Regions from separate parts of the Homo sapiens genome. Here region 2 is linked to region 1. The links are chromatin loops, found by intact Hi-C in ENCODE. Cell type or tissue: A673. All regions are shown on one strand. Links, peaks and the distances in the headings refer to the core of each region. The heading gives the core; the rest is flanking DNA.

Region 1 (15,974 bases), core at 3,139-11,138:
CTGATGAAGAAGTCAGGAATAGAAGCCAGCTATCTCTTAAAGATTATTTTAATATGTAATAACATGTTTTTAAAAAGTACAAAAAGGTATACTGTGAAAGGTAAGTTTTTTCCCTACCCCATCTCTCAGTTCTTCCATTACCTTCCCCAGAGGCAAGAAGTTACCAATTTCTTGGACTTTCAAGAGCTATTTCATGTATGTGCAATCAAGGAGATGTATACATTGTCCTTCACACAGATGGTAGCATATTATGCATACCTTTCTGCACCTTGCTTTTTTTTACTTAACAATGTCTGAAAATTGTAGAGCCCGGGATTTTTTTGTTCCTTGGTCCATGAACTTTCCATTTTGCTATACTGCCTATTATTATTAAACAACTGTTTTTTGTTAATATGAATGGACAGAGTATTAAATTATTATTTATTTCTAGCATATTGAGTACCTCACGTGCAACATGATGTAGTATTTCACATTTCTTTCAGGAAGAGAGGGTCACTGATTTATGATAAATAATGTTGAAAGTTAAAAAATAATAAGGGAAATTTATAAATAGCTGTTATTGCTGGTTACCAAAAATAGCTAATTGTATATTTACTTTTCCATTTGAGAAAGAATTGGCAGATGAAGTTTTCAGGGAAATCATTTACCTTCAGACTTGTGTAAAAATTTGTACTGTGTGTACAAACAGTTTATCTCAAGGCCAGTGAGAAGCAATGATGTTAAAATGTCAAACCACAAATGTTTGTTTCATTTTCTAAATTTTAAAATCTCCAACCTCAAATGCATATCACAGAAATAGTCTTTCATTTGTTTCTCAAAACAGCTTGTAACTATATATTTTTATCTTGATATGATTCATGATCATCTATATAAAAATACACCATTAATTTTGATCATTCTGGGTTTTTTTTTTTGGCCAGCTTATCTATCAGTGCAATTATTGCTTTAACTTTCAGAGAAAAATAGAGCCTGTCAGAACCGTTTGATTTTAGATCTTATGGACCAAATTGTGTCACAAAAGACAAATCCATTTAAAAATGTGTCCCATGCCAAATGTCCATGATAATATTCATAGAGGTTGAGTACTTATATTTGAACTTCATGTTAGATAATTAGTCAGTAATTCTGCTTTCTTCCTAAAGATGGCAGGCCTTCTCAATGTATTATTTACTTGGTAATTCTGTCTGAAAATACTATTAGACTCCAACCATTGTTGATTGGAAAAAAAGTTAATCAGACTAAAAATATATTTTCATAACACCATCATCATAGTTAAAATTCAGTTGTTGAACAAGTAAGATCATATTCTTGATGTTCATAGCTTTAGCACAGCTTTTACGTGTGTTATCCTCAACCCTGAACACAGGGTCCTAAGGGTTCTTACTGCATTCTGACTTTGGAATTCTTGATGTAAGATAATGAACAAAAAGTCTTGTCAAGAACTGTGATTAAGTCATGTTAGGATCCTGCCATATTTATAAGTTTCTCTCCTATGGAGATGATGTCAGAAAACAAAAACTGGCCAACAAAACATCCCAAAAGGAAACAACACCCCTAAGTAATGATGTATTGCATATATTTGTGGACATCTGAAATATTTTTATATTTATTCTTTGGTAAAAGTTTATATGTCCAAGTTCTACTTGGACTTTTTCTTTTTGCTTAGGTGACTGATTCTTTTAATAAGCAAAATAAGTACTTATCGGTGCCATTGGGGGGAAAAAACCACTTTGGCCTTATCTGCTGTAAAAACTAAGCTCACAAGTTAGTGCTCTAGAGCATGGAAAAACACTATATTTTGTTCCTTTTCTCATCATTTCCATTTCTAATTAAAATGGTTATTGTGTGTGTGTGTGTGTGTGTAATCGTGGGATTTTGCTGTTTAAAGAAGGTGGACAGCAGGACAGAGGGCAGGCTGGCCTCCCTGCCAGGCCTCACAGGAACTTTGATGTGGCCACTGCTTTCTAAGGCTGACCCTGATTATTGGTTCATCCAGAGAGGTAACTAGGTATTAGAAGACTGTATCCCTTTAACCGGCTTCATAGTAGTGTATAAATTCCACAATTCAGTTCTTTAATTTGAGATGGGAAGTGTCAGGCACAATCATTTCTCATGTTTATGGTTCAGTGCATTTTCTCCCAATAGGCAAATCTACATGAAAAATAAATTATAATCAGAAGGTTGCTTGGTGAGCATTGAATCAGCTCTCAGCAACCAGTGTCAGTAAGCTCTGGTAGTGCAACACACTCATCTTCCCCATAGGAATGCAACTGCCACTCAGACCAGATATTGTTCAATATGCAGAGCATCCTTTCTACTAGACCAGGCTGCAGATGCATGGCCAGCTTTTGCTTTCTTCATTTCTTTTCTTACAGAGGTATTATAGACTTTCTCTTTTGATACTTTTTTTCTATTAGAATTTAATGCAGTTGAGTTGATTAATGTATGTAAAACACTTAGCCCAATTCCTGGTATACAGTAAGTACATGATAACTATTATTATGAATAAGCATAACTGGTTTTGAGTCCAAGTCATCTTGTTACTTGTAATATCAAAGACAGTCTTTTGGGCCATGTTTATAGATGAGTGTGATCCATCTTTTACATTTTGAGTTATTTTCATCCTTTAATTCTTTTCATTTAATTCTTCAATTTTATTTATCCTTAATGTTGAATCCATGAGCTAATTAGGACAATGCCTTTGACTGTATGTGATCTTGCTATTGTTTTAACTTTAAGATTTTTATTCTTTTAAATTTCAGTTTCTTGCTCTGAAATACCCCATTCTCCACATTTCCCCCACCTGTCATGTGAATCTGTTGGAAGAGATGATCTTGAAGTTGCTGCTCAGTTCCAGAATACATTTGATTTTACATCTTATTTGAGTATATGATGTCAGTTGTAGCCATTTCCATCTAACTGTGCTTGCCTTCATTTTAAGCTCTGCTTAAATTCTTTCTCATAGAGTGTGAAGTTATTTTGAAAATGGTAGCAACATCTGAATCCTTAGAAGGATGGCCATGGCACTGGGAGGTTGTGATTGAAAAGTCCATGGGTAAATGTAGGATTTCAGCAGTCAGCAGTGACACTACAGACCTGACAGATACACAACTGACAAATCAAAACATTTGTGTGAAAATGAGTACAGAAAGGAATGATTCAGATGAGTCAGTTGATCACCCCAGCAAAAATAATCATTGTCAGTCTTCTCTCCATCCATCTGGGAAGTGAGTTATTCTTTTAAGAGTTGCAAAGAAGATTCAGGAAAACAGGAAAAATTACCACAGCTCTTTCTGGTGCTTGTAAAAATACATAATATGGTGCATTTTTAAAGGTGGTGGTCTCAGAACCACATTTTGAGAACTGTCAAAGATAGGAACCATTGTCAGAGTTCAGAAGAGAGATCATTTCAGGCTGCAGTAGTCAGGGAAAGCTTAATGAAAGAGACTGGCTTTGGTCTAGGTCTTGAGAGATGGACAGGATTTGAATAGATGAGAGCAGGGAGAAAACATTTTTCGATGGGTGAAATGCCAAGAACAAAAGTACAGAGGTGGGAAACAATAGTGTAAGGGGAGTGCAGAATCAAATAGTTTGACTCAAAGGTTCTTAAATGTGGTCCATGAAAGAAAATTAAGGCCCTACTTCTGTCAAATGACATCACTCACTTCAGACTTGGAAGAAATGGGCAGCTCTGCATATTTCTCTTCAGCATGCAAATGAATGAAACTGTTGATGCCTCTCAGTGCATCCAGCTTCACATTTTCATGTGCTTGCTGATGTCATCAAAGGAGAACTCCATTTAAGAACACCTTTTGGAAACTGGAAAGACTGTCAACATCTTCAAAATATTCGTTCTCAATAAATATTCAAATGGAAGAAGAAAAATTGCACTCTGGGGGCAGCTGGTGCACCTGTGATGTCAGCAACACAGCATGGTTTTCCTGCTTGATGAGGAAAGGATTGCTGCACGTCATTGTGCCTCGGTGCTTTCCATATCAGCAGCTGTTACCACCTTTCCAAAAGGTGTTGCCAAGAAACAGGAGCAGGGTAAGATGTTTTTCTCTAACCAGACAGAAATCTGCTGACTTTCCAGAAGTCTAATTGAACTTGAAGGCAGAGGAAATAATGTGACTTGAATCTAACTTGAAAGTCTTGGAGGAATTTGGTGTTACAGTGTGCAGGCCACCTTAACCTGGCAAATTCCATTCTATGCAATTCTGCTTTCGTTCTATTAAATACGTACCTTTGTGAGTCAAGGATTTCAGCACTTGTTGCCATAGGGAAAAAGTTGTAATGGGTTATCAAAGATGAAGTATATGTTGCTATGTCAAAAGCCAAAGCACAGTTTCAACTCATTTAAACTAGATCTCATTGAGATGTACTACTGAACAGTCAGAATTTTCTAAATTTTTTTTCCAGGAAACAGTCATTTTTCTTTCAAAAGAGAACGGAGGCATAATCCTTTACAAATATTGCTTATGTTCAGTAAATCATCTTCCAGTGCAGTGAAACGAAGTAAATGGTGTATGCACTTCTGCGCATGTTTCTGGAGGAGGAAGTCCATATCTTTAGTCAGAATCTCTATCGATTTAGCTATTGTGGAGGCAGTAGGTTGCTCTGGATAAATCTGAGCAAAGGAATGAGAGGAAATCAGCTCATTTGAAGAATATGGGATGCGAAGCTTTGACACGACAATGGCGAGTAATTTAGGGATTCAGGTTATCCCCCGCATCTGAGTAATCTGAAGGTAATTTTCTAGCTAGAGCTTCTCAAAGGTAGGAACCTTGTGTTATCTTTTTTGTTCATACTGTCTGAGCACAGTGCAGGAGACATAATAGGGACTCCAAAAATGTTGAGTTAAATTGAAATCACTGTATGAATAGTGAAAGCTGGACTGTAGCACCAATAATAAATGCTCTTCTGTCTTATTTGTATTTAACATTGTTTGGTTACATCATTTGGGGAATATTAAGGTTTTTGAGAGAAAATGTTTTATTAAAAGCTCCTATAACCTTCATTTTATTCAGGAGCAGGTGGTTAACACAAACTTTTGGCCTTAAGAGGATTTATTCTCTTTGGACATTTTATTTATTTCTGATAATTTTTACCAAAAGTATGCTTCCAGACACAATAATTGTATCCAGTACCTTCAGGGTGAAGGAAACTTACAGGATGGTGTGATTACTTATGTCATCTGTTTAAGCAACAAAGCAACATTCCAATAAACATCTAATCTTGGATTTGCTCATCATTAGATAAAATCAGCCTGACAACTCTGAGCTCACTTCAGCTTAAAATATATCTGAAACTTACAGAGGATCTTCTATCAATCTAATAACAAAGTCCTGGAACCCCTCTCCTGTGTTATATTATTATAATTTTATTATCACTTTTATGCATGTTCCTGGAACAAGGCTTAGCAAAACAGACTCCCTAGGTATTAACTTAAAATTTTAAATTAATTTATGATTGGGAGACCAGGATGTTAAGCTTAGATTCTAGTTCATTGCCATATTTTAGTTTTGATCCCATTCAATTATTTCAAACTAAAGAGAGATTCATTGAATTACTCTAAAACATTGGTATGATCTAAAACATTTGTCCCACATTTTTCTGTTTTTAGCAAACTGTGTGTTCCCAAGTCTGGAAATTACAAATCAAATTACATTTCTCAAAAGCCCAGATTTTTTTTTTTCTAAAGTGGAAATTATTACTAGAGTTAAATAAGATATAATGTCACAAAAGACAGTAGCTTTGATTAACTGCAAAGTGTTTAAGCAATAAACTCTTCTGTAATACTGTAATTTACGCAGAACTTTTGAGGAAGATAAACTACTTTTGTGGACTCTTCATTTTTTAAAATCTTTTGATGTCCACCACTTTGCTACACAATAGAAAAGAAAGATTTTCATAAATTTGAATTGAGATAAATATAGAATGGGTACATAAGAATGGAGTAAAATTCCTTGTATTATATTTTTTACTGTAAAACAAACTTGTATGAAATTTGGGAAACATAAGTTAAAAAAGCGTTACCTGCAGCTTTATCACCTGGAGATAACTGCTTAACATTTTGATGTGTTTCTGTCCATTATTACATATGTGATGTGTCGTGTGTACACACATGTACACGTAAGTATACACTCACATGGTACAAATGGGGATGAAACTGATTTTTTTCATTGCATATAGTATCAATTCTTTTCCATATCATTACGTATTATTTCACAGCATTATTTCAATAGCAGTTTAGTATTCGCTGTAAGAAAAAGACTATAACCAATACCTTATTGTTGGGTGTAGGACATTCCCATTTTTTTTTTTTTTTTGCCATTTTTTTCTGGCATTTTTTTTTTCTATTATAGATACTGCACTGAACACCCTGTATGAAAAGTTTGTAGGTATTCATAATTATTCCTTAAGGGAAAATTCTCAAGCTAGACTTTCTGGGTCAAAGAGTATTCAGACATTTAAGGGTTTTGATACATTTTCCTAAATTGCCACCAAGTTGTTGCATGAGACCTGAATTGGATCTGTTTTCCTATGACCACCGCAGTTTTCTCTCTTGGCACCCTGTTGGGCGAAAGTGGCACCGCACTGCCCGTGGGTCTGCAGCTCTTGCGGGGCTGAGAGGCGTCGGCGCTCTTTCCTTGGTTTCTAACCCGCATATCTTTGTCTTTCCTCCCTGGGGACCGCTGCCACCCGTGCGGGCCGAAGCCTCGCGAAGCCGTCGTCCCGCAGCGCCGCCGCCCTGCGCCCGGCCGCCCCCGGGAGCCGCTGCCTGCCCGCGGGCGCCGTCACCACGCGTCAGGCCGCTGCCAGCTGCCGCGCCAAGCTCCGCGGCGGCGCCGCCCGAGAGCTCCAGCACGCTGCCCGGGGCCTGGGGAAGCCCGCGGCTCCGTGAGCGCCGCCGCCTGGCCGCCGGCGGGACCTCGCCCTCGCTCCGCACCGCCGTACCTCAGGCGCCTCGCCGCGGCCGTCTCCACGGGCCGACCAGCCGTCCGCAGACCCCTGAGTCCTCTGCCTCGCCTCAAACCCCTTTCACCCCTTGCCCTCGCCGTCCCTGGTTTGAGCCAGAACTCTCCCGCGAAGCCCTCTAGAGGACCACGTGCCTTAGGGACAGGCTGGGGGCGGCCTCCGTGCGAGTCGTGGTTGTTCGCAGAGCAGCACGTCCTCTGCCTGCCAAAATCCCGGCTTCTTTGAGAATCTTGTCACTGGACAATACCATCCTTTTCCTTTCAGCCTGTAATTTATAGATTTCCTATTCCTAGTGAGTTTTGTCATGATTAGTTCTTCAAAGACTAGCTCCTACTTGAACCTTCACCTCAAATCCTGGCATCGACAAACTAGTTTCCCCCCGCCCACCTCCCCACCCCCCCGCCACAACCCCAAATATTGCCATCTGCCAGAAGATTGTTTTAATAACTGTCCAAATCCTCAGTGACTGTGGGGTGCTTGACACAACTTGGAGTTGTGTTATGCACAACTGTGGTTGAACTTGAACTCCAACATCCAGTCCCCTCCTTCCTGTAACTTCATCTCCAGTAATTATTTCTCCCCTTCAGAATCAGTCCTTGCTACCACAGTTCTAGACCATGTCATCATTAGAATCCGCATCCTCTCTACAGTCTTGTCTGTGGTGACCATGGCCTCTCAGATCTCCTGCTCCACGGAGCGGAAGTGACTGACAGGTCCCCCTGCCTTCCCAAGGCATACACTGCTGGGTTTGCACTGAAGCCATGCTTCTCTGGCACTACTCCCAGTCAGTGAGCGGGCACAGCACGGGGTGTTGGTGGTGGCACGTTCATGGAAGATGTAGGACTCCTCTGATGAGCAAGTTTGGCTTGGAAACACCTGAGCCGGCTGGTTGAAACTTTCTGAGAACTATGCTGCATGCAGCCTGAGGCTCTTGGGCCCAGTTCCCCTCTCCTTTCACAGGTGTCAGACCTGTATTATGATATGAAGTCTCCCTTCCCCGCTCCTGCTTCCTTCTGTTTATCCTTCACAGGAGTTCCCTTAATAAAACTCTTGCACATTGAACCCTGTCTTGGTGTCTGCTTCTAAGAGGACCTGAACTAGCACATCATCAGACATTCCATGCTCTGATCACCATCTTCCTATCCTAGATTCCTTGCTCACTGACAGCTAATTCGTTGCTTCATTTTTTCCCCACTGTTTATCAGCCCCTGTCTTGCGTTCTCGTCCTTGCTTAGTCTAGATTCTGTGATCCATTATCATGATCATTCTCCTTGAAATGCATTGCTTTCAGCACTCTTGAACAGCAATTTCTTAATTTTCCTGGCAAAATCTCAACTCTGGAGAAATCTTACCATCTGCCTTCCATGGGCCTTACTGGGACAACTGAACATTTTCTTTGAGAAAAGTACACAGTTCAGCCAATTCATTTTTACTTCCAATCCATTAACTCAAACCTCAAGTTGGTGCTGTTGTTCCTACTGTAGTCTCAGTTCTCCACATCTGAGACTACTCTTCATACCTTTTCATCTCCTCAAAATGTTCTGATCTTTTCCTCCCTGTTTACTTCACATTTGCCTGAGAAAACAGAATTTACTACATACAGACTTTCTCATCTTGTCACCACAAGATCCTCCAACCCAGTTACCTTGGTAACCTTCCTTTTTGTGATAATAGAGGGAGCTTCACAGATTAGCTCCTCCTGTCATGCCCCGAATCCCAGCCCCCTTGCCTTTTCAAGGACTTCTTCCTTAGGTTTTCCCCTTTCTCTCTTTTGCATCATCAATCCTGCCTCCTCTCAATGGATTATTCCCTGCACACATGCTCCAGTGTCTTTCATCTTAACCACACCTTCCCTCGTGCACGTCTTCTCCATCTGTGAACCATCTCTCAGCTCTCCTTTAGAACTAAACTTTTTAATGGAGTTGTCTATTCTTTCCTACCGGGATATTGTGACACCAGTCCCACCTGGTCTCTCTGCTACCACTCTTAACCACTCCAATACGTTTTTGATAGAGTGGTAGCAACAACCTTTCTCACAAATTGAATTAAGCAAATTGTTGCTTTTAGGATAAAATCTAAACCCCTTTACCATGGCTCACATAGCCTTGCACAGTCTGACCCTTACTTATCCTTCCACCCCCGTCTATGCTCCTCTCTTTATTGCCCACTCGAATGCAGCCACACTGCTTTTTCCAATATGCCAAGATATTTTCTGCACCTCAGGGGCCTAGGAAATGCTGTTGTCTCTGTTTAAGCTGCTTTTCACAGCCACCCTCTCTCCCACCACAACCGTATCCTTTAGATAACTGATTAAATATAACATCTTGAGAAAGTTGTTATATTTCTGCACAGAGCACTCTATTGAAAGTAGACCCTCCCTTTCTGTCCTCCCATTTGCTGTATCAGTCCTTTGTTTCCTTCATCACTCTAATCCTGTATCTCAACTTGTAGTGTTATTTATTTTTTTATTTACCTTTGGGGGGGGGGTCTATTTCCCATACTAGAATGTATAAAGGAAGAGACCATGTTTGGATGTCTAGATTCTTCAACATTGTATTCTCCGCCTGTAGCACAATATTTGACACATATTAGGTGCACAAGAAATATCTGTTGAAGGAATGAATGAACATATTTGATATTTTTTCTGTTGAGGGTTCACTTTTCATTGATTTGTAAGAACTTTTTATATATTGAAACCACTAACCATTTGTTTGTTCTGCATGCTGCAGACATTTTGCTCTTTGTCAGATATCTATCAATTTAATCCATGATGTCTTTGATAAACAGAAATATTGCATTTTTTATTTAGATAAATCAGTCTTTCATGATTTCTGCTTTTGGTGTTATGTTTAAAGAGGTCTTCTCTTTCCCAGTGTTATATAAATATCTGTCTATTTTTTATTTCATTTTTTCAGATTTGAATTTTTACTCCAAATGGAATTTATTTTTGATATAGGTGTGATTAAGGGTCTAAATATTTATTTAGTTGTTGTATCATCATTTATTGAAAACTCACTTTTCTACTGTTTTAAAAATTCCACATTTATCAAATACTAAATTCCTACACACACTTGGAGCGGTTTCTGAATTTGTTGTTTGTTTAATTTTTTTATATCCTCTATTCCTTAACCATGCTGTTAATTATTGCCATTTTATCATTTGCTTTACTGTGTGTTAAGTTTCAATGGGGGTAAATGTTACTCTTCTTTTTTAAATATTTTTGGCTATATTTTTTCATGTATTCTCGCAGATAAGCTTCAGTTATGTTTTGGTCACATTCCAAAAGAAATTCTATTGCCATTTTGTTTGGAATTGCTTTAACAATATAGACTAATTTGGGGAGAATTACCAACTTTGTAATATTAAATTTCTTATTCAGGAACTTGTCATGTGTTAAGGTTACTGAAGACAATCTCCAAATGTTCTTTAGTAATTTTGTATGTTTTGCATATTTTTATTAATTGTATTGTTAGATATTTCATTTCTTTGTTGCATTTGAATGGGATCATTTTTCCATCATTTTTTATTAGTGGCTACTCCTTCTGGGGTCAAGCTATTTATTTTTGTGTTTGATAACTTTTTTGAACTCTTTCATTAATACTCCCTAGTTGATTCTCTTCTAAGTAGCCAATCATTCTTAAGTATAATTAATGGTGATTTTTCTCTCTTCCTTTATAATATTTATACCTCATGTGTTAAATAAATGATGGTAATAACTTTGCCCTTATTCCTGATTTGTTAGGTATGCCATTAAATTTTACCAGCTTTTAAATGTTAGCTCTTAGACTGAAATACAGGTCTTTATCATGTTAAAGATGTGGTTTGATGGTTCAAATATACTAAGCATTTTATTAGAAGTTGTTCAATTATATTAAGCATACTCTAGGCAACTAGAAATGATCATGTGATTTTACTTCTCTGGCCTATTATCACAATAAATTATGTTAGTAGTTTCTCAATACTGGATTATTTCTGCATGAGATGTATCCTGTTAAATAATGGTGGTTTTTCCCTTTTTTTCTTGTAACAATGTTGAACTCAATTTCTTACATTTTATTTGGATTATTGCATTTATATTTATGAATAAGATTGGGTTGTAGTTTTACATTTTTGAATTCTACCTTTATCAGCTTAAAAACCTAGATTGGTACATAGCATATGAATTGCCTATTCTTTGGGGTCTGGAGAAACTCACCCATAACATTGTTTAGGCCTCAATCTCTTTAAGGGAGGATGAGTAGAAGACAATTCTCTGAAAACTTAAAAAACCTTTTTCTATGGTTTTACTGTCACTTCTTGAGTATCAATTTAAAAAATCATATTTTTAAAGAAAAACATGCATTTTCAGAGAATTTTAAAATTTGTTGTCTATATATAATTATAATTAAAAATATTTTTCTCTGTATCTCTGGTTATTGCTTCTTTCTCATTTCTGGTCTTTTTAGTTACTTTTTTCCTTTCTTTTATTAGACTTGCCAGTCTTTTTAAGGAACCAGCACTTGAGTATTTCATCAGTTCTATTTTTTCTATTTGTTATAATATTAATATAACTTTTCATCTTTAATTCCTTCCTTATTTTTAATGTTTATTTTGTTGCTTTATGAATGTTTTGTACTAATTGATGGCTTAGTTCATTTATTTTCATTTTTTAATTTAATAATAGGACACGTAAGACTATAACTTTGCCTTTGGGCACAGCTTTGACTGCATCTCAAAAGTTTTGGTATGTAGTCTCTTAATTGTTGCTATTTAAAAATAATGGATTATATTACTGTTTTTATTTTATTTTTGATGTATTATTTAGGATAGTATTGTGAGGTTTTTGTTATTTGTTAATCCTACTTTCTTTTTAATAAAGAATAAACTTATTAATATTTATGTTGCTACTTTAATAAAGAGCTGATTTTGTTTGGAAAAAGTGAAATTATATGTGAAGTGGTCTCATCTGAAGTTGTATACAAGCACCATGGAGAGTTCCTTGTCACACGATTCTACCAATAGCATCAGCTAGTGGCAGCTATACTAATTATTGACAGCAGGGACTTGGTATATCACTAATGCCAATAATTTACAGGAATTCTGATTTTATAAAGTCCTATTTTTCCATATGAAAGTTAAGAAAGAACTTTAAAAATGTTTATTGGACCAGAAATCCTAAAGTATGATAAAACTTAAAAGGTCATCTGCTAACTAGAGCAACTCATCAAAGTTTATGAAATCAGGAAGGATTTGAATATTGTGAAAATGGACTGTGTCTCAAAATGTTGGCATTAGAACAATTTTTCTTTTAGACTTGGCAAAAGTATTTTGAAAAATATTTGTTTTTTATAATTACAGATGTAATTTATGTACAGAAATAAAATAAAAATACCCTGTAACTTCATTACCCAGAGAAAAGCACAGCTAACATTCTGTTGTATTTCCTACTAAGATTGTTCCTGTAAATCTTTCTCTTTTTCTTTCTGTTGAATTGGGCTCATATTCTTTTTCCTTATTTTTTTCACTTACTATTTGTGAGCATCTCCCTATGATGTTGGAAATGAAGACGATTGGGAACTCATTGATCTCAGTAACTGTAGCTCTAGGGCAGGGCTCTTCTTGCTGTGGTTTCTACTGTCCAAGCTGCTTGCTTTTCAGACTGGAGACTTGAAGGCTCCATAATATCCTTCCACTTAATTCCTTTTTTTTTAACTGGCCATAAGTAGTTTCTATCCTGTGTACTCAAGAACTCTGATACAGTGATTTTTTTTTGGATTGATAGCATTTTCAGAATTCTACTGCCAAGAGATATATTATGCATACATGTGCAGGCATGTGTATATACACACACACACAAACAGACATACACACATGCATGCACACACATACACACACATCATACAAGTCTGCGAAATATAACTTACTTTATTTGTCTATTTGGGGATTCACAGGCCACATTCTTATATTAAAGGCTCCTGGACAGGTGCAGTAGCTCACACCTGTAATCCCAGCACTTTGGGAGGCTGAGGCAGGCGGATCACTTGGGTCAGGAGTTTGAGACCAGCCTGGCCAACATGGTGAAACCTTGTCTCTACTAAAAATACAAAAAAAAAAAAAAAAGCCAGGCATGGTGGCACACACCTGTAGTCCCAGCTACTTGGGAGTCTGAGGCGGGAGAATCGCTTGAATCTGGGAGACGGAGGTTGAAGTGAGCCGAGATTGCGCCATTGCACTCCACACTCCAGCCTGGGCGACAGAGTGGGACGCTGTCAAAAAAAAAAAAAAAAAAAAAAAAAAAAAAAAAGCCTCCTAGAAGTTCTGCATTAAAGAAAAAATGTTTGCTTCAAATTATGTATTTCTTTCAAACATTTTGTTTTTGAATACTTTCTTCTAATAAGACCTGTTAATAATTTTTATACAACTTTGGAAACAGTGAGTTTGTTTATTGGCTTAGCAACATACTCATGGGCCTTTAGCTTTGTTTCCACATATCAATGTCAATTAAATTAGCATTAATATCAACTCTCAATTGATTTATCATATGGAGAAAATTTACTTTCTTTTTTTGTTGAGATGGAGTTTCGCTCTTGTCACCCAGGCTGAAGTGCAATGGCGCGGTCTCAGCTCACTGCAACTTCTGCCTCTCAGATTCAAGCGATTCTCCCACCTCAGCCTCCCGAGTAGCTGGGATTACAGTCACGCACCACCTAAATTTTGTATTTTTAGTAGAGACAGAGTTTCACCATGTTGGCCAGGCTGGTATCTAATTCCTGACCTCAGATGATCCACCCGCCTTGACCTCCCAAATTGCTGGGATTACAGGTGTGAGCCACTGTGCCCGGCCAGAGAAAGTTTACTTTCTGATGCCTCTTGTTGCTTACTGATTTGTTGGTTCCAGCAGTGCTGTAGGATGTGATCTCAGGATTGCAGTCAGACTCAGGCAAGACAGGCCTTGCTTTGGACTCATACTTTACAGGGCTCTGCCCTGGCCCTCCTTTGGGTACTCCTGCTTTGCCAGGGTAAAGCATCTATGCAGCCAAGGGAATATGTCCACCTGGAACCTAAGCCTTCTTCTTTAGGCTACATTTTGGGCTCCTGGGGCCCAGAACTCTCAATCCAAACAGCCCTACCTTCAGGTCCATCCAATTGTGCCACCAGTTGAGCACCCCAGGACCAAAGGGAGGCCAAAGAATAGCCATTTTCAGGGGTGTGGACACAGCCTGGTTCTGCAGGCTGAAGAACCACACACAGGCATGCGAGGCCCTTTGGCGAGATGCAGTGGGGGTGTGGGATAGGGATCTATACTTACCAGGCCACCATGTTCTAGCACGGGACTCCAAGGAATGTAAAAATTCTTAATTTGAATTTAGCCTTTTAGGAAATTATGTAGGTATATTTGTCAGCATACAGCAATAGAACACATTTTATTTAACAATTCATTGGCTTGGTTTGCAACTTTGAAAATATTTGGGGCTGGGTGCAGTGGCTCATGCCTGTAGTCCCAGCTACTGAAGTGGCTGAGACAGGAGGATCTCTTGTACCCAGGAGGTGGAAGCTGCAGTGAGCTGTGATGCAGACCCTGCCAGAAAGAAAAAGGGAAGGAAGGAAGGGAGGGAGGGGAAGAAAAGAAAAAGAAGAAAATATTTTGCCATATGGTATATAAGCTTCCATTTTACTCTGCAAATATTAGGGGTGAGATTGGTGCTTGGAGGCTACAAGCAAAAGTTGCAATCACAATGGCACTGGGAAGTCTTGGGGCCTCAAGGGAAAGTGGCTGCAGGGTGCAACTTGAGGGAGAACCCTGGGTGTCAGTCACAACACTCAGCCTGATGGAGCCCTAAAGCTTGGCATGAAGCACCAAAGCCTTCAGTCTTTGAATAGACCATACAATGAATAATCAGTACTTTAGCAGGGACCTCTGACCACAGTGGACTGAAGACTAGAAACTCTTACCGCAAGTCCTAGGCACTACAGAAGCCTCCAGAATTCTGTGCTCTTGAAGGCCTGCCAAAACATGACTGATTTTGATTTTTTTTTCCTACACTGGTGAGTGAGAAGCTCAGAAATCAGATTGAATTTTATTTAGAAAATTAAAGTAATAGCACATCTGTTAAACCCAAGTGTAATGGTATGAGAGTCACAGTAGCCAAATTGTAATAAGTACAGAATAGTACAAAACAAAGCACAGGATGCCTTGGAAGAGTGAAACAGAGGGACCTCTCTTGGTCTGGAAGTTGAGGGAAAAGTTCCTAGAAAGGGCGACATTTAGCTAAGAGGTGGAAAATGAGCAGAGTTTTCAGAGACAGTGTTAACAGTAAGAAAAGAAGAAGAGCATAGCAAATAGGAGAGAAGATCATATGGGGAGGTTGGAGGTTGGAGAGAGCAGGATGAATTAGAACTAAATGGAGGCCTGCAAGGTTTGAGAGTTGAAAGCGAGACTGAGAGTGGATGGATGAGACGCAGAGGAATGACACAATGATGCTCTATCACATCATGGTGCTCTATAAACCGCATCATGAACTTCTCCAGGAAAATAATCAGACCACAATTTTTACTTTCAATGAATGAGCTCATGGTTTAGTGGGAGACAAAATTCTAATGAGAAAATAATTCAAAGAGGTAAGTGCTGCACTAAAGATCTACTCACTGTTATCTGAGAGCATGGAAAAAGGAGCACTTAAATATTGCTGAGTGAATCAGAGAAGGATTTTCAAGAACTTGAGTGCTTAAATTGAGCCTGGAAGTTGAGTGGGAGTTTTCTAGGACACAAATGGGTGGTGAAGGAAAGAGAAAGGGAAAGGGAAGAGCAACAACAAAATCTTAGGGGATAGAAAAATGCATTATGGACGGAGGCTGGGGTGAATGTCTTGCTAAAGAGCTTGGATGTTTTTGTATGGGTGATGGCAAGTCTTTAAAGACTATGAGAAAGATCATTCCTAGAAAAATGTGGAGGATGAGTTTGAGGGATCTGAAACTGGTGCAGCGGGACATGGTAAAAATTGCCATTATATAGGTGA
Region 2 (15,974 bases), core at 2,883-10,882, 170 kb before region 1:
GCTATTGTGAATAGTGCTGCAATAAACATATGTGTGCATGTGTCAGAATAGTAGAATGATTTATAAATCCTTTGGGTATATACCCAGGAATAAAACTTACAAGGGATGTGAAGGACCTCTTCAAGGAGAATTACACACCACTGCTCAAGGAAATAAGAGAGGACACAAACAAATGGAAAAACATTCTGTGCTCATGGATAGGAAGAATTAATATCGTGAAAGTGGCCATACTGCCCAAAGTAATTTATAGATCCAATGCTATCCCCATCAAGCTACCATTGATTTTCTTCACCAAATTAGAAAAAACTACTTTAAATTTCACATGGAATAAAAGAAGAGCTCATACAGCCAAGACAATTTTAAGCAAAAAGAGCAAAGCTGGGGGCATCATGCTACCTGACTTCAAACTATGCTACCAGGCTACAGTAACCAAAACAGCATGGTACTGGTACCAAAACAGACATATAGACCAATGGAACAGAACAGAGGCCTCAGAAATAATGCCACACATCTACACCATCTGATCTTTGACAAACCTGACAAAAACAAGCAATGGGGAAAGGATTCCATATTTAATAAGTGGTATTGGGAAAACTGGCTAGCCATATGCAGAAAACTGAAACTGGACCCCTTCCTTACACCTTATACAAAAATTAACTCAAGATGGATTAATGACTTAAATGTAAGACCTAAAACCATAAAAACCCAAGAAGGAAACCTAGGCAATACCATTCAGGACATAGGCATGGGCAAAGACTTCATGACTAAAACACCAAAAGCAATGGCAACAAAAGCCAAAATTGACAAATGGGATCTAATTAAACTAAAGAGCTTCTGCACAGCAAAAGAAACTATCATCAGAGTGAACAGGCAACCTACAGAATGGGAGAAAATGTTTGCAATCTATCCATCTGACGAAGGGCTAATATCCAGAATCTACAAGGAATTTAAACAAATTTACAAGAAAAAAAAACCCCATCAAAAAGTGGGCGAAGGATATGAACAGACACTTCTCAAAAGAAGACATTTATGTGGCCAACAAACATATGAAAAAAAGCTCATCATCACTGGTCATTAGAGGAATGCAAATCAAATCCACAATGAGATACCATCTCACGCCAGTTAGAATGGCGATCATTAAAAAGTCAGGAAACAATAGATGCTGGAGAGGATGTGGAGAAATAGGAACACTTTCACACTGTTGGGAGTGTAAATTAGTTCAACCATTGTGGAAGACAGTGTGGCCATTCCTCAAGGATCTAGAACCAGAAATACCATATGACCCAGCAATCCCATTACTGGGTATATACCCAAAGGATAGTTTCTTTTTCTGTGCAGAAGCTCTTAAGGTTAATTAGATCTTACTTGTCAATTTTTGCTTTTGTTGTGATTGCTTTTGGCATCTTTGTCAAGAAATCATTACCAGTTCCTAAGTCCAGGATGTATTGCCTAGTTTGTCTTCCAGAGTTTTAATAGTTTTGGGTTTTACATTTAAGTCATTAACCCATCTTGAGTTGATTTTTGCATCTGGTGCAAGGAAGGGGTCCAGTTTCAATCTTCTGCATATGGCTAGTCAGTTGTCCCAGCACAGGAGTCTTTTCCCCATTGCTTGTTTTTGTCAGCTTTGTTGAAGATCAGATGGCTGTAGATGTGCGGCCTTATTTCTGGGCTCTCTATTCCGTTCTTTTGGTCTATTTGTCTGTTTTTGTAGCAGTACCATGCTGCTTTGGTGACTGTGGCCCTGTAGTGTAGTTTGAAGTCAGGTAACATGATTCCTGCAGCTTTGTTCTTTTTGCTTAGGATTGCTTTGGATATTTGGGCTCTTTTTTGGTTCCATCTAAAATTTTTTTTTTTTTTTTTTTTTTTTTTTTTTTTTTGATATGGAGTCTCGCTCTTTTGCCCAGGCCGGAGTGCAGTGGCGCTATCTCGGCTCACTGCAAGCTCCGCCTCCTGGGTTCATGCCATTCTCCTGCCTCAGCCTCCCGAGTAGCTGGTACTACAGGCGCCCGCCACCGCTCCTGGCTAATTTTTTGTATTTTTAGTAGAGACGGGGTTTCACCGTGTTAGCCAGGATGGTCTCGATCTCCTGACCTCCTGATCTGCCCGCCTCCGCCTCCCAAAGTGCTGGGATTACAGTCGTGAGCCACCACGCCCAGCTGGTTCCATCTAAATTTTAAAATAATTTTTTTCTAGTTCTGTGAAGAATGTCGTTGGTAGTTTGATAGGAATAGCATTGAATCTGTAAATTGCTTTGGGCAGTATGGCCATTTTAATGATATTGATTCTTTCTATCCATGAGCATGGAGTGTTTTTCCATGCGTTTGTGTCATCTCTGATTTCTTTGAGCAGTAAGTTTGGTAGCTCTTCTTGTAGAGATCTTTCACCTCCCTGCTTAGCTGTATTCCTAGGTTGTGGCAATTGTGAATGGGATTGTAATTTGGCTCTCGGCTTGGCTGTTGTTGGTGTACAGGAATGCTAGTGATTTTTGTACATAGATTTTTGTATCCTGCACCTTTACTGAAGTTGTTTGTCAGCTGAAGGAGCTTTTGGGCTTAGACCATGGTGTTTTCTAGATATAGAATAATGTCATCTGCAAACAGGGGTAGTTTGATTTCTTCTCTTCCTATTTGGATGCCCTTTAGTGAAGTGCTGTAGTTCTATATTTTGACCAACTGCTGAGAAAAAAAAAGGATAGAAGGGATTGGGAGGGAAGGATGAGGTAAAATGAAAAAGAAGAGAAATGGATAGTCATTCCTGTCATGCAGATGGCAGTGCACATGGTTTGGGAGGCAACAAGGGGGTGAGCAATAGGGAGTGGGGGACTGTGGGCCCATCCTGGTGAGTGGCACTCGATGACAAACATGTAAACATTCCTGTGCTGTTGAAAATACAAAGGTAGACAATACAAGAGGAAAGACAGAGACTGGAATAAACATAGGAATTATACACAGTGGTGAAAAGAAAACCAAGTTTCATGAGTAATTAGCATTTTGGCATTTTAAAGGAGGGTTCCCTTTATACAGTCAAAAGCATAGTTACAGATATCCTATTTGGGTCCTGCCACCATGGGTAGAATGATACTAAGAGCCAGGTCCAGCTCCATACCATGCCTTTATCCTGGAAAGGTCTCTCTCTTGCATGACAGCTAGACCACAGTGCAGAGGATAGAATTTCTTCTAGCTTTTAGGCATTATAGTTGTACATTATTCTGCTTATTTAATATATTTCATGCAGCCTTAGCACATGAGGCACTTAGGCTCTTATATAAATAACCCCCCCCCATCCATTTTTTTTTTTTTGGTTTCAAGAAACTCACAGTCATAATGCAGGTCAGTAGGCAAAAGATTCTAGGTCTTCAATACATGTACAGCTGTAAACATGTAATATTACCATTGCAAACACTAATTCAGATTGTAAACTTACTAGAATTCAGTTGTACTGAATTGGTTTGGACTACAAGCTCTGCGATTTGATAAAGGGTTTGAAATGATTAAAACAAAATGTTGATAAATAACCAACAATCTGAGACTCTATCAGTGTGTGACAAGTTTTTAATTTAAGAACATTACATTCTTTTGTATCAAGTCCTTAGACAATATTAATTTTCAAGAACATTAAATTCTGTCTAGTGTAGTGAAGCTGATAATTATAATGCATAAAAATAGCTGAATAACCAGGGTAGTGCCAATTATTCTGTCACTCATGAGTAATCAATTATTTTTGTGCAGTACAATATAGATAATGCCTGCACACAAAGTAATAATGTACAGCACATAAATGAAAAATAATTTTTCAAAAACAGGGTGAGGCATGCCTGAAAGCTTTAACAAATTTACTTGAGAGCTAGGTTACATCTCTTTGAGGAGGGCTAAATTGAATAGTTTGAAGACATTTTGGTCCTGGGCTGGCCTGTGTGTCGACATCCCAGGAATGTGGGGTGCACAGCTTCTGTTTGGTTAAGATGACCCATAACCATTGGGAAGACCAAATGTCAGACACTGGTGTATAGAGTTGTGTGACGAGTGGAGCACAGGGACTGGGTGGATGGCAGTGGTGATGATGATGGCGGTATTAGGAATAGGTCTCACACTACCAGGATTTCCTTGCTGCCCCAGCAGCTACCCTACAAAGACGGATGCATCTTCTCTGAGGCTGATCCCAGGTGCCTCTTCTTCAGCTGTTTTCTGGCATACTCTTACCTTGGGAAGCCCTAGGCAGTGAGCCTTTCAGATGTCTCAAGTGCAGCCCCCTTCCTCAGTGACCAGCTCTTTCAAGAAAGCAATCCCGGGAAAAGGCAGATAAAATTCAGGCCAGAAGGAAGACCATTTTACAGGGTTGTTGTTGGAATTAAATGAGATGTTTTTGAGTATTTACTATGTGCTAGACACTGATTTAATAGACATTCAATTACTATTATTAATTGTCATTAATATTAATTATTATTAACTGTTAATAATAATTATACGGTATACCTAATTGCTTATTTCATGCTCTAACAATCGATTTCACCTTTGTGGAAAACTACATAGCCACAAAGGAGATAATAGAAAGATCCCTTTCTTTGTAAATACTGTGTTTCATTTTATATTTATGTATAATTTCCACTAAAATCCCTCACATTGAAGTATTTTAAGAAAAGGTACTCCAGAAGATGCCAGATAGAATAGTACACAAAGCAAAGTATTGGATTCAGTGGGTGACATTTATTGAGCATTCACAGAAGAGCTCTGTAAAGAGTGAACCTTGATGCTTTCCTCCGTGAGTGTGTAATACAGTGAGGGAGGAAAGAACACACACCAGGCACAAAGGACTTATCTTAAATGTAAGGAGAAGCCTAGGACAAGGTACATAAGGCAATGGGATAACTCAGTGTTAGAATAATCAGTTTTGGATGAAGTCAGGGAAAAATTTATGGGCCTTGATAGGAAGGAATGAGAGGGGGCGGGATGTGAGGGAATCACCAGCAACTGGGAGTAGAAGGAGGGCTCGAGTCAACCCGCCATGAATGTGTGTGTGTGTGCATGTGTGTGCGTGTGTGTGTCTGTTGGGGTAAGAGATAGGGAGAGAAACATTAGGTAGTAAAATCCAAGAGTGGAGGGTACGAGCTAGGGAGTAATTGGGAAGAAAGATCCTGGTTATTTTTATTGCGTATTAGCCTCTGTGCTGCATGATGGGGGTACACTGTGAACAAGGCAGATCCAGCCTCTGCCTTCCTAGAATTTACAGTCTAGAGGAGGACATAGATAAGGACCAAAGGCACAGAGATCAACTGGGACCACCTGCAATTGTCTGGGGGAGAATGATAGTGGCCTGAACTAGGTAGTGTCAGAGTGCTGTAGGCACTGTAACAGGTAAGCCCAACTTTCTCCATGGCTTGACATGATAAAGTTTGTTTTATGCTGTGTCACAGCCCAACATGGGTATTCCCTATAGATGGCCTTCTAAGTACTCAGTCACAGACCCAGGCTTCTTCTATTTCATGGCCCTGTGGTCCTCTGAGACTTGAGAGTCTGCTCCATTCAGCTGGTAGATGAAGAAACAGCCTGAGGAAGGCCCATCTGCTTCTTTAGTGCTAAATAGTACAAGTAACATCAGCTACACTCCATGAGCAAGAACTACTCATATGCTCCCTTCTCCACCCCAGACACTAGTGGTTTCCATGTAACAATTCCATACTACAGAAGAGGAGCACAAATCTTGGATGGTCAGACAGCAGTCTCTGCCACAGTTGGGTTGGTGAGCCATGAATGAAATAAAGTTACTCAGGAGCCAGAATCAACAGGCACATTAAACTTCTGTGATTGATTGGATATGATATCTGAAGGACAGGCAGGAGTTGTGGATGACTCCCAGGTTTCCAGCTTGGATAATAAATCACTGGTCCTTCCATTTACAGAGATAAAGAATGGGGGAGGTGTGGGGGGTAGGGAGGCAGGTGTGGAGGGGAAAGGGGAGAATAGAAATTTGATTCTGCATATGTAGAATTTCAAATATCCTGAAGTTATCCAAGAGAGGATGACCAATAACTGTTTGGATTATGTAGGTCTGACGGTTAGGTGAGAGGTCTGGGGTGGAGATGGGGATTTGGGAGTCATCAGTACATCGTGATTGGTTTCTTGAAAGAAGATAAGCACTCCATTATTTCTGTCTAGGTGAAAAGCAGTGGGATTTGAGATTAGAACTCTTACTGTAGGAAGGGGTACAGGGGAAGAGAGGAGCCAGCCTCAGTATCCATGACAAGGCTGGGAAGGTTATGCTGCATTTGATGAAATAGGGGAGTTGGAAAGGGGCGATGATTCAGTAGGGAGACAATTCTTAATTTTTAGCCGTTGAAGCAATAGATATTGATAGGGTATAAAATTATCGCATCAAAGAAGGGACTGTGAAGGCAATCCTCCTATTCTAAGCCATTGAATCATCAGGAGATATTGACTAGGAGAGAGAAGGGAAGGTCAGGACTGCAGGTATTGATTTGTGCATTCAGATTATATTGCGAATTAAACCATATGCTTAGACGCAGTCTTCTAGATACTAAGTGTTGGAAGGGAACCTCTGAAGGGCTGGACAGGGGGTTTTTCAGCATCCCCAGAGTTAGTAGGCAGAGGAAAAAAAGGAGTGTAAGATCACAGAGAGGAGAACACTTCGTGGAGGATGGGGTAAAGATAGGAGAATTAGAGGAGAGCCAAGGAGGAGAAAGTAGTCAGTAGCATGAATGGCAGGAAGTATTTACATGGGAACATGTGATGTTTCAAAAAACATGTGTGTGTAATCTTTCTCATAGGTTACCTTTTATAATTCTATCAGTAAAATGACAGTTCTCATTTGTGTAGCTTGTGCCTGAGTTAATGGGGCTGTTGCATATATGGGTGTTTGATTTTGGTTTAGAAAATAATTAACATGGCATAAAATCTTATTTCCTAAGAGAGTGAAAGGCTAACATGAGAAACCATGAATATGAGTTTGTAATCTTTTAGGAATGAAGGACATAACACACATTAAATGGTTTAGGGTCAGTAGGAGATTTGATTTAGAAGGAGCTATGAAAGCTGCAGAGAAAGAAGGGACAGGACACAAGAAGGATTCAGTACACTTGTAGCCAACAGATGTCAGTGTTGTGATACAATACACAGCAGGGTTTGGGAGTCTCCTCTCATGCCATACTTTAGGCTCTGATTTAATGTATGAATTTTGTCAGCTACCTCTCCCCCTTAAAAAGTGTCAACACAAGTTCATTATAATGAAAGCTTTTCTGTATACAGAGAATAGCTTCTTACACTCTGGAAATTTCATCTGATCATGAGAATGGAGGAGAGTTGATGCCATTTCAGTACATCTTTTTGCAACAAACTGCAGCATGATAGCAGTTGGGTGAAATTGTCTGATAATGAATGTCTTGGAATGGACCAGGGTTTTGTGCAGGGAGGGGCTAGTTAATGGTAAAGAATAAATTGGCTAAATGTTAGCAAATATATTTTTTTTTGGAGACAGTCACTGGCTCTTAAGAATGCCATATTTACCCTTTCATCAGGCTCCATTGTGTCCTTTGAAAATTTATGCTGACTTAAGAGATGCAATAGATCTGTGATATGTTCCATTCTTCTTGCCTCATGCCTAGGTGTTACAGGTCCTTGGGCCCAGTGGTTTTGTGGGATTTGTGCAGCTCTGAGAGTACCAAGAGTAGGATAAGCAGTTGATTTCTTTCATTGTGACTGCCTGATACTGTGACCAAAAGCACATGTTGTTAGAGGCTGATCTACATGTATCACTAGGCTGCTGTTCTTTAGACCATTATACAAAGTGGCGACCTGGATATTAAACTTTTTTTTTTTCTAAGATGGAGTCTCACTCTGTCACCCAGGCTGGAGTGCAATGGTGCGATCTTGGCTCACTTCTACCTCTGCCTCCTGGGTTCAAGCGATTCTCCTGCCTCAGCCTCCCGAGTAGCTGGGATTACAGGCACATGCCACTATGCCCGGCTAACTTTTGTATTTTTAGTAGAGACGGGGTTTCACCATGTTGGCCAGGCTGGTCTCAAACTCCTGACCTTGTGATCTGCCTGCCTCGGCCTCCCAAAGTGCTGGGATTACAGGAGTGAGCCACCGCGCCCCGCGGATATTAAACTTTTAACTGAATGACGATAAGCTTGCAGACAGAATTATTTTTGGCTAAGTCCAGTTTCCTTTAGGCTTTGTTCCTGTGGCTATTGTTGACAGCATAAGAAACTGTCTGGTGAAAGTGCAGGAAAGAATTCAAGGATGAGCTGGTACTGCTAGCAACTTTTATTGAAGCAGCAGTGTGCGGCGGCGGCGGCGGCGGCAGCAGCAGCGGTACTGTTCTTTGCACAACAGGGCTACCCCACAGTCAGTGTGCCCAGAGTAGCAGTTCAGAGGCAGTTCTGCACTCATTTATACCCACTTTTAATTTTTAATTTTTTAATTTTTTCTCTGTTCCCTGTAACTTTATTATAATAAATAATCCAGCACCCTCACCCCTCACGTGGGAGAACTCTGAGTCATGTTCTTCACTGTCTCCCAGAGGCCCCCAGTGGGATTGAGCCCCAGTTGCTCACACTCATAAACTGCTCATTTTTCCTTTCTTGTCTCCCTTCCCCTATTCCCCTACTTGTTCTTTCTTTCTTTTTTTTTTTTTTTAATTACACTTTAAGTTCTGGGGTACATGTGCAGAACATTCAGGTTTGTTACATAGGTATACACGTGCCATGGTGGTTTGCTGCACCCATCAACCTGTCATCTACATTAGGTATTTCTCCTAATGCTATCGCTCCCCTAGTCCCCCACCCAATGACAGGCCCTGGTGTGTTATGTTCCCCTCCCTGTGTCCATGTGTTCTCATTGTTCAACTCCCACTTACGAATGAGAACATGCTGCGTTTATACCCGCTTTTTAGAATATGTAAATTAAAGGGCAGATTATGCAGAAATTTCTAGGAAAGGGGTGGTAACCTCTGGGTTGTCAGGTCATTGTCATGGAAAGGGGTGGTAACTCCCAGGTGTTGCCGTGGCAATGGTAAACTGACATGGCACTGTGGTAGGCGTGTGTCTTATGGTAAGCTGCTTCCACCCTGTCCCTGTTTTAGCTAGTCCTCAATTTGATCCAAGCCCTGCCTAGAGTTGAGTCCCACCTCCTACTTCATTTTGGCCAACATTCTTCCAACTTCTGGTTGGAAGAAGTTCTACTCTCTGCTTTTGTGAGTTCATGTTTTTTAGATTCCACATATAGGTGAGATCATGCCATATCTGTGTCTGGCTTATTTCACTTAACACAATGTCTTCCAGGTTAATCTAGGTTGTTGCAAATGACAGGACTTCCTTTTTAATAAATGTCTCTTTTAATTGAAATTTTGAGATAATTATAAATTCACATACATTTGTAAGAAATAATATAGAGAAATCCCATTTACCCTTTATTGAGTTTTCTCCAATGGTAGCATCCTGCAAAACTATAGTACAATGTCACAACCAAGACACTGACATTGATAAAACCTACCTTTTTAAATTTTAATTTTTGATTTTTTTTTTTTAAGAGACAAAGTTTTACTAGGTCACTCTGGCTGGAGTGCGGTGTTGCAATCACAGGTCACTGTAGCCGCAAGCTCCCAGACTCAAGCAATCTTGCCTCAGTATCCTGAGTATCCTGCCTCAGTATCCTGAGTAGCCAGGACTATAGGCATGTACCATGACACCTGGCTAATTAAAAAAAATTTTTTTTTTGTAGAGATGGGGTCTCACTATGTTGTCCAGGCTGGTCTCAAACTCCTGGCCTTAAATGATCCTCCCACACTGATATCTCAAAGCACTGGGGTTATAGGTGCAAGCCATTGTGCTTGGCCCTTCCTTTCTTTTTCAGATTTCTCAAGTTTTATTTGTACTTGTGTAAGTGTGTATTTTGTTCTCTATGATTTTATCACGTGTTGGTTCACACACCCACCACTGCAGTCAAGATCCTGAACAATTCCATCACTGCAAGGATCCTTCATGTTGATCTTTTATAACCACACCAACTTTTCTCCCTCCTGCCATACCTTCTATTCCTAATCTGTTATCCATTTCTATAATTTTGTAATTTCAAGAATGACAAATGGAATTATACAGTCTGTAAGCTTTTGGGATTGGCCTTTTTCATCAGCATAATTTTCTTGAGGTTCATTCAAATTGCTGCATGTATCAATAGTTCATTCCTTTTTATAGCTGAGTAATATTCTCAGCAATAAAAGGTATGTAGGTATGATATATGTATGCACTACTGTTTGTTTAACCCACCTGTTAAATGACATCTGGACTGTTTGCAGCTTTGACTATTACAAAAAAGGCTGCTGTAACAATTTGTGCAAACATAAGTTTTTTTCATTTCTCTGGGATAAACGCCCAAGAGTACACTTACTGTGCTGTATGGGAGTTGTATATTTAGTTTTATAAGAACCTGCCTGTATTAGTTTCCCATTGTTGCTGCAAACTTGATGGCTTAAAGAAAACACAAATTTGTTCTCTTGAAGGTCTAGAGGTCAGAAGTCTGCAATGAGCCTTACAGGGTCAGCAGGGGCTAATTTTTCTTCTGGAGGCTCCAGGGGAGAATCTATTCCTTGCCTCCTTTAGCTTCTAGAGGCTGTTTGTGGTTCCTTTCTCCATGTGTAAAGCCAGGTTTGTAGCGTCTCCTCCTCTCTCTGACCTCCTGCCTTCCTCTTAGAAGGACTCTTGTGATTATATTGCACCTATATATCTACCTAGATAATTCAGAAGAATCCTGTCATCTCAAGATTTTAACTTAATTACATCTACAAAGTCTCTTTGGCCATATAAGGAAACATTTTCAAAGGTATAGGAGATTAGGACATGGACATCTTTGCGGGGGAACGATTCAGCCTCCCACACTGCCAAACTGTTTTCCAGAGTAACCAAACCATTCTACATTTCCACCAGCAATGTACGAGTGATTTTTTTTCCTGCATTTTCACTAGCATTATTTGATGTTGCCACCATTTTTCACTGTAGCCATTCTGATTAGGTGTGTAGTGATATCACATTGTGGTTGGCTCTTATTTGCATTTTCCTGATGGCTAATAACATCAAACATTTTTTCATGCTCTTATTTACCACTGTGTGTCCTTTTCATTGAAATATCCATTCATGGGTTTTGCCCATTTTCTAACAGATTTTTAAAAAACAGAATTTGGAGAATTCTTTACAATTTTAAATACTAGCCTTTTGTCAGGTATGTGATTTGCGAATATTTTCTCCCAGACTGTAGCCTACTTTTAATCCTCTTCACATTATCTTTTGAAAGCAAAAGTTCTTAACTGGATAAAGTTCAATTTATCACATTTTCCTTATATATATCATGCTTTTTTTGTGTCAAGTCTGAGAACTTTTTGCCTAGCGCTAGACCTGAAGTTTTTCTTCAATGTTCGTGTTTCTAAAGTTTTATAGTTTTATGTTTACATGGAAGTCCATAATCAATTTTGAGCTAATCTTTTTAGAAGAAATAGATATTTTTAATAGAAAAAATTAGGTGATATGTGCCGATTTTAATATCTTTTGGGTCCTGAAGACTGTATTGATGATGACACTAGTTTAGTAAGACTGTTAGTTGGTTCCAATGTAGCTATGTACTTTGCAGATAAACTGTGCCTGATGGCAGGTTTTTTTTGTTTTTTTGTTTTTTTTTTTAATGGAGTCCCACTCTGTCACCCAGGCTGGAGTGCAGTGGCACGATCTCGGCTTATTGCAACCTCTGCCCCCCAGCTTCAAGCAATTCTCTGCCTCAGCCTCCCGAGTAGCTGGGACTACAGGTGCACGCCACCATGCCTGGCTAATTTTTGTATTTTTAGTAGAGACGGAGTGTCACCATATTGGCCAAGCTGGTCTCGAACTCCTGACCTTGTGATCTGCCTGCCTTGGCCTCCCAAAGTGCTAATGGCAGGTTTTGACAGCAGAAAGAAATCCAAAATGTTCCTGATTACCCTGGGCATAGTCCTGGGCCCTTTTTCATGTGTACCTGTAACTTTGTAGTTCCTTTCTGAAGAAAACTAATGAAAAAGATTCTGTGACATTTTGAATCTATGACATCCTACTCAATTTGTTTTGCTATGGGCTTGAGTATTTTAACTGATGTCTCATGAGAAAGCTCTGTGAACTGGTTTAATTTTCTTGGTACTGGTTGTTTCAGTACCCAATTCTTCTGGTTTTGAAAGAGGGAAGCGCCCTTTTCAGTGGTTAAGCATCTAAGTTCCATGTCATATTGTTGGACTATGGCTAGAAGGTATTGCTGAGGCATGTGATAGAATGAATTTTGGAAAGGGATCAGGAAGAGATTGTAAAAGCTTAAAGATATTATCTTGAAGGATAAGACAAAAACATAAGGTTTACATATATTAATGCATATCAATATTAATGCTGAATGGTAATAACAGACTGGTAGAGGGAACAATCCGATGCCTTTGACTCCATCCCAGGTTACATAATAAAGAAGTAAACATAAACTTGTATCTTCCTCTGAAATATTCAGGAGCATTCACTGTCATCAATTCAGACAAATTCTTTTTCTGGTTATTTTATATTACAGATTTCATGATGGATTTTACATTCTGCATATGGGAGAAACAAATCCGATAGAATACAATGTATGTACTCTGAGTTTCAAAAAGCCAGTGTGGAAAGTGGAGTGGCTTTTGTAATAAATATAGCAACTGTATTGGTAAAGATAATTATAGAGCAATTCTACCCTTAGCCCTTGAAGATAGATTCCACTGAAATCAATGGAATTACATGCATGGATCAAAGATTAGAATGTTGATTAATTTTCACAGGTCAAATTAAATCAGCCCACAAACTAGAAGCTACATGTGCTGGAAGAGCTGTTTTAAAATACTGTATAGAATCATATCTTTATATTTTTGCAAAAATTATTAGTTTTAAAGAGAATATTTTATACATGTTATTTTGTTGTCAAAAATATGATAAAATAGTATGAATATTATTGCACACATATCTTGAAAACTATGAACGCATAATTTCAAGAACCTGAGTGATGTATCTATTCTCCATAATTGTAGCTTGATTGTAGATCACCAAACAGGAATAAGCCTCCAAAAGTAAAGAAGATACTATTATAGTTAGCATTTTCCTTCAAAGCAAAGAGGGGAATGAAGGCAGAAAACCTCGGTGTTCTTGAGCTAACAGTGAAGTTTCCTCCTTTCACTTGGTCTCAACTTAATGTGCTAGTCGTTCCTCATTCTCAGTCTTAGAGAGAGCACAGAAATATTATATGACATGCAGACTCCTTCATTAGATGGCAGCTCCCTAACACTATGTGTCCAGATTAGGTGGGACCAGATCACACCTTCTAAATATCCTACTTAAGATGTGAATCTAGAGCTAAAGAACCCCAAATAAAATATCCTGTGTGATGTTAATGACTCCACCAGGGTCTCTGCTTTTGTCTTTTTGGATAACTTTATCATATTTTCTGAACTTGCCTCACCATCTTTTGCTTGTAGACATTTCCATGATAGACATACCCTTATAATTTTATTTTTGTATAGTTTCTGCAAGCAGAGTTTGTATGAATGAAGTGGGACTGTGTCCCTGCCCAATGATTGAGTGTGACAAATGTTCACGTTAGCCTTAAAGGGCCCTTCCTATGGCTTTGTGTGGCCATTTGGTTGAGGGCAATGTTTGACTTCCCCGGTCCCTCCTTGCAAATTAGTAGCTCCCTTCTGTGAATTTCCTCAGCACTTTGATTCTCTCTTAGAGATTTTCTGAAGTTACCTTGATATAATAGCCATGTATACACCAGTCATCTTTCTTAGTAGACTGGAAGCTTCTGAAGGGCTCATGCCTTGTCACAGTTACTTTTGCATCCTCACATGGCACCTGATTGGTGCCTAGAGCAGATTGGGCACAGGATAACTGTGGACAGGTCGTGTGTATGTTTTCCGCATATTCTGAAGTCTGAGTGAGGCATGTATGCTACTTAGCTGAGCTGTGTATGTTGTAACATTTTAATGATAAGAATTTTATTAGTCTAGATTATGGCTTTTAGATCAGTGTGTCTGCTATCCTTTTGACTAAATTCTCTGCATTTATGCCTTCGAAAAGAGAAATTCCTATCTTCTGTCTTTGCTCTCTTGTTTTTATTTCTTAGGATACAAAACATGCTAATTGGTGCACTTCTTGCTAATCATTACTTTGTAACTAATCATCAGAGACCTTAAATTGAGAAGAAAATGTGTAAAATTCATGCCCTGAATTTGTTTTGAGGAGGTCACTCGGGTATTTTCCTAAAAACAGAAAATTGCAGTCTTAATCCTTTTATCATTAATATTAGATGGTCCTTAGGATCAACATATTATATAGTGAGCATGAAGAAACAGCATAATATTCCTACAGAGAAATTATCTTACAAAAAAGAGTGCCTCCAGTTTTCATGCACAAGTGTTGTATAAATCCAAAGTATGATTATTATTATTTTATGTTTTTAATTATTATTAAAAATGGGTCTATAAAGCCAGGAAGTTTTATGTTTTCCAGGAAAACAGGAAACAAATCTGGTTTTACTAATCATACCTAGTAGAAAGCTACTAATTTTCTTCCAAAAATAAAATAGAATTGCAAGTGGGTATTTAAAAAATGCATTAAAATGGCAATGTGCGCATAATTTAAATGAGCCAAGAGCCTGCTAATTATTCTGGCATGTGTTCAGTTACTTTTGTACTATTTCTCCTCTAATGTAAACAAGAGAATTCCTCCTAATTGCCCAAAATAGCTTTTAGTAGGTATTGGTTTTTTCTATTTTTGTATAAAAACTACAGTTTGCATGTTTAATAACTAGACACAAAGTGTGATTATTTAGAATTTTTCTCTAAAAAGAATACACTATTACCTATATTTTTCAGCCTTTAAAATCAAATTAAGGTGCTAATTAAGCTATTAATTTACTAGAGCAGAAAATAACTATACAATGTGTATCTGGAGGAATAAATGGCCTCATGTGCATCCAAATGAGGTAAAAGTGGGCTCAGACATACTCATGTAACATAGTATATGAAGCACAATGTGTAGTGAAGAAACCAGGCCCTTCTCTATAGTATTCTTGATCATTATTTTCTGGACATGACATTGATTTATGATTATATTCTTCTTCACAGCTCAGGACCGTTAGCATAGGACTAAATAAACACTGCAGCCTTATTCCTTATTTTTTATTTTTTAATTTTTTTGAGACAGACTCTCGCTCTGTCACCAGGCTGGAGTGCAGTGGCGCAGTCTCGGCTCACTGCAACCTCTGCCTCCTGGGTTCAAGCGATTCTCCTGCCTCAGCCTCCCTAGTAGCTGGGACTACAGGCACACGCCACCACTCCTGACTAATTTTTTGTATTTTTAGTGGAGATGGGGTTTCACCATGTTGGCCAGGATGGTCTTGATCTCCTGACCTCATGATCCGCCTGCCTCAGCCTCCCAAAGCCCTTATTTTTAAATCAGTTTGTCATATATTTATGAAACGTAAGTGAGTTATTTCACATCAAGTTTATTAGAACAGTATTCTGCTTCCTCCAGTATGTTGAACTAAATACACAGCTAGAGCAAGGATAAAACATATTTATGTTGAGTAACAGGATGTTGGACTGAAATCCTTCCCCTTGAGGTTGACTGAAACACCAATATAATAGATACCAAAGAGAATGTGAATATTTGGAGAATGCACTCCATGACGTGGTAGACCAATAATATGAAATGTGGTTAGCGCAAGGAGAGAGGAAAAGCATTTAGTGAGGAAGCATCTTTGGAGAAAACAGTAAAGTCCCACTTCCTCCCCCGACACAGAGGGAGATACTTTCTTCTTCATCTGAGGTCTACTGAGGAGGACTACCATGGTACCTGGAGACCTTTGATATGTGGGCTGGGGCTTGACTCTGATGTTGGAAATCTAGAGGGCAAGAAAAGAGCTGACTAACCACTC

The links. A loop is a pair of places that touch in the nucleus more often than their neighbours do. Peaks named below come from ENCODE experiments on the same cell type or tissue, not always from the same donor. Only the 100,000 strongest peaks of a DNase experiment are listed, where the experiment ranks them.
Region 2: a loop joins it to region 1, with 6 times the contacts of the local background. A loop is called at or near these places in 29 of 110 quality-filtered maps.

Annotation. Positions count from the first base shown.
Region 1 is chr7:127,338,787-127,354,760 of GRCh38, reverse strand. It overlaps a transcript of ZNF800 not described here. Among named protein-coding and RNA genes, the nearest start is that of ZNF800, 46 kb to the left of the region's middle. RefSeq lists a silencer at 6,631-7,000. In A673, for the core only: no CTCF peak of the experiment used is centred there; a DNase peak (open chromatin) is centred at 6,870; H3K4me3 peaks cover 340 bases.
Region 2 is chr7:127,505,843-127,521,816 of GRCh38, reverse strand. It overlaps LOC105375490 (a long non-coding RNA gene), which reads left to right. Exons shown (of 5, transcript XR_007060511.1): 3 at 12,579-12,636. Among named protein-coding and RNA genes, the nearest start is that of LINC03012, 37 kb to the right of the region's middle. In A673, for the core only: a CTCF peak has its summit at 7,085 (motif pointing right); a DNase peak (open chromatin) is centred at 7,116.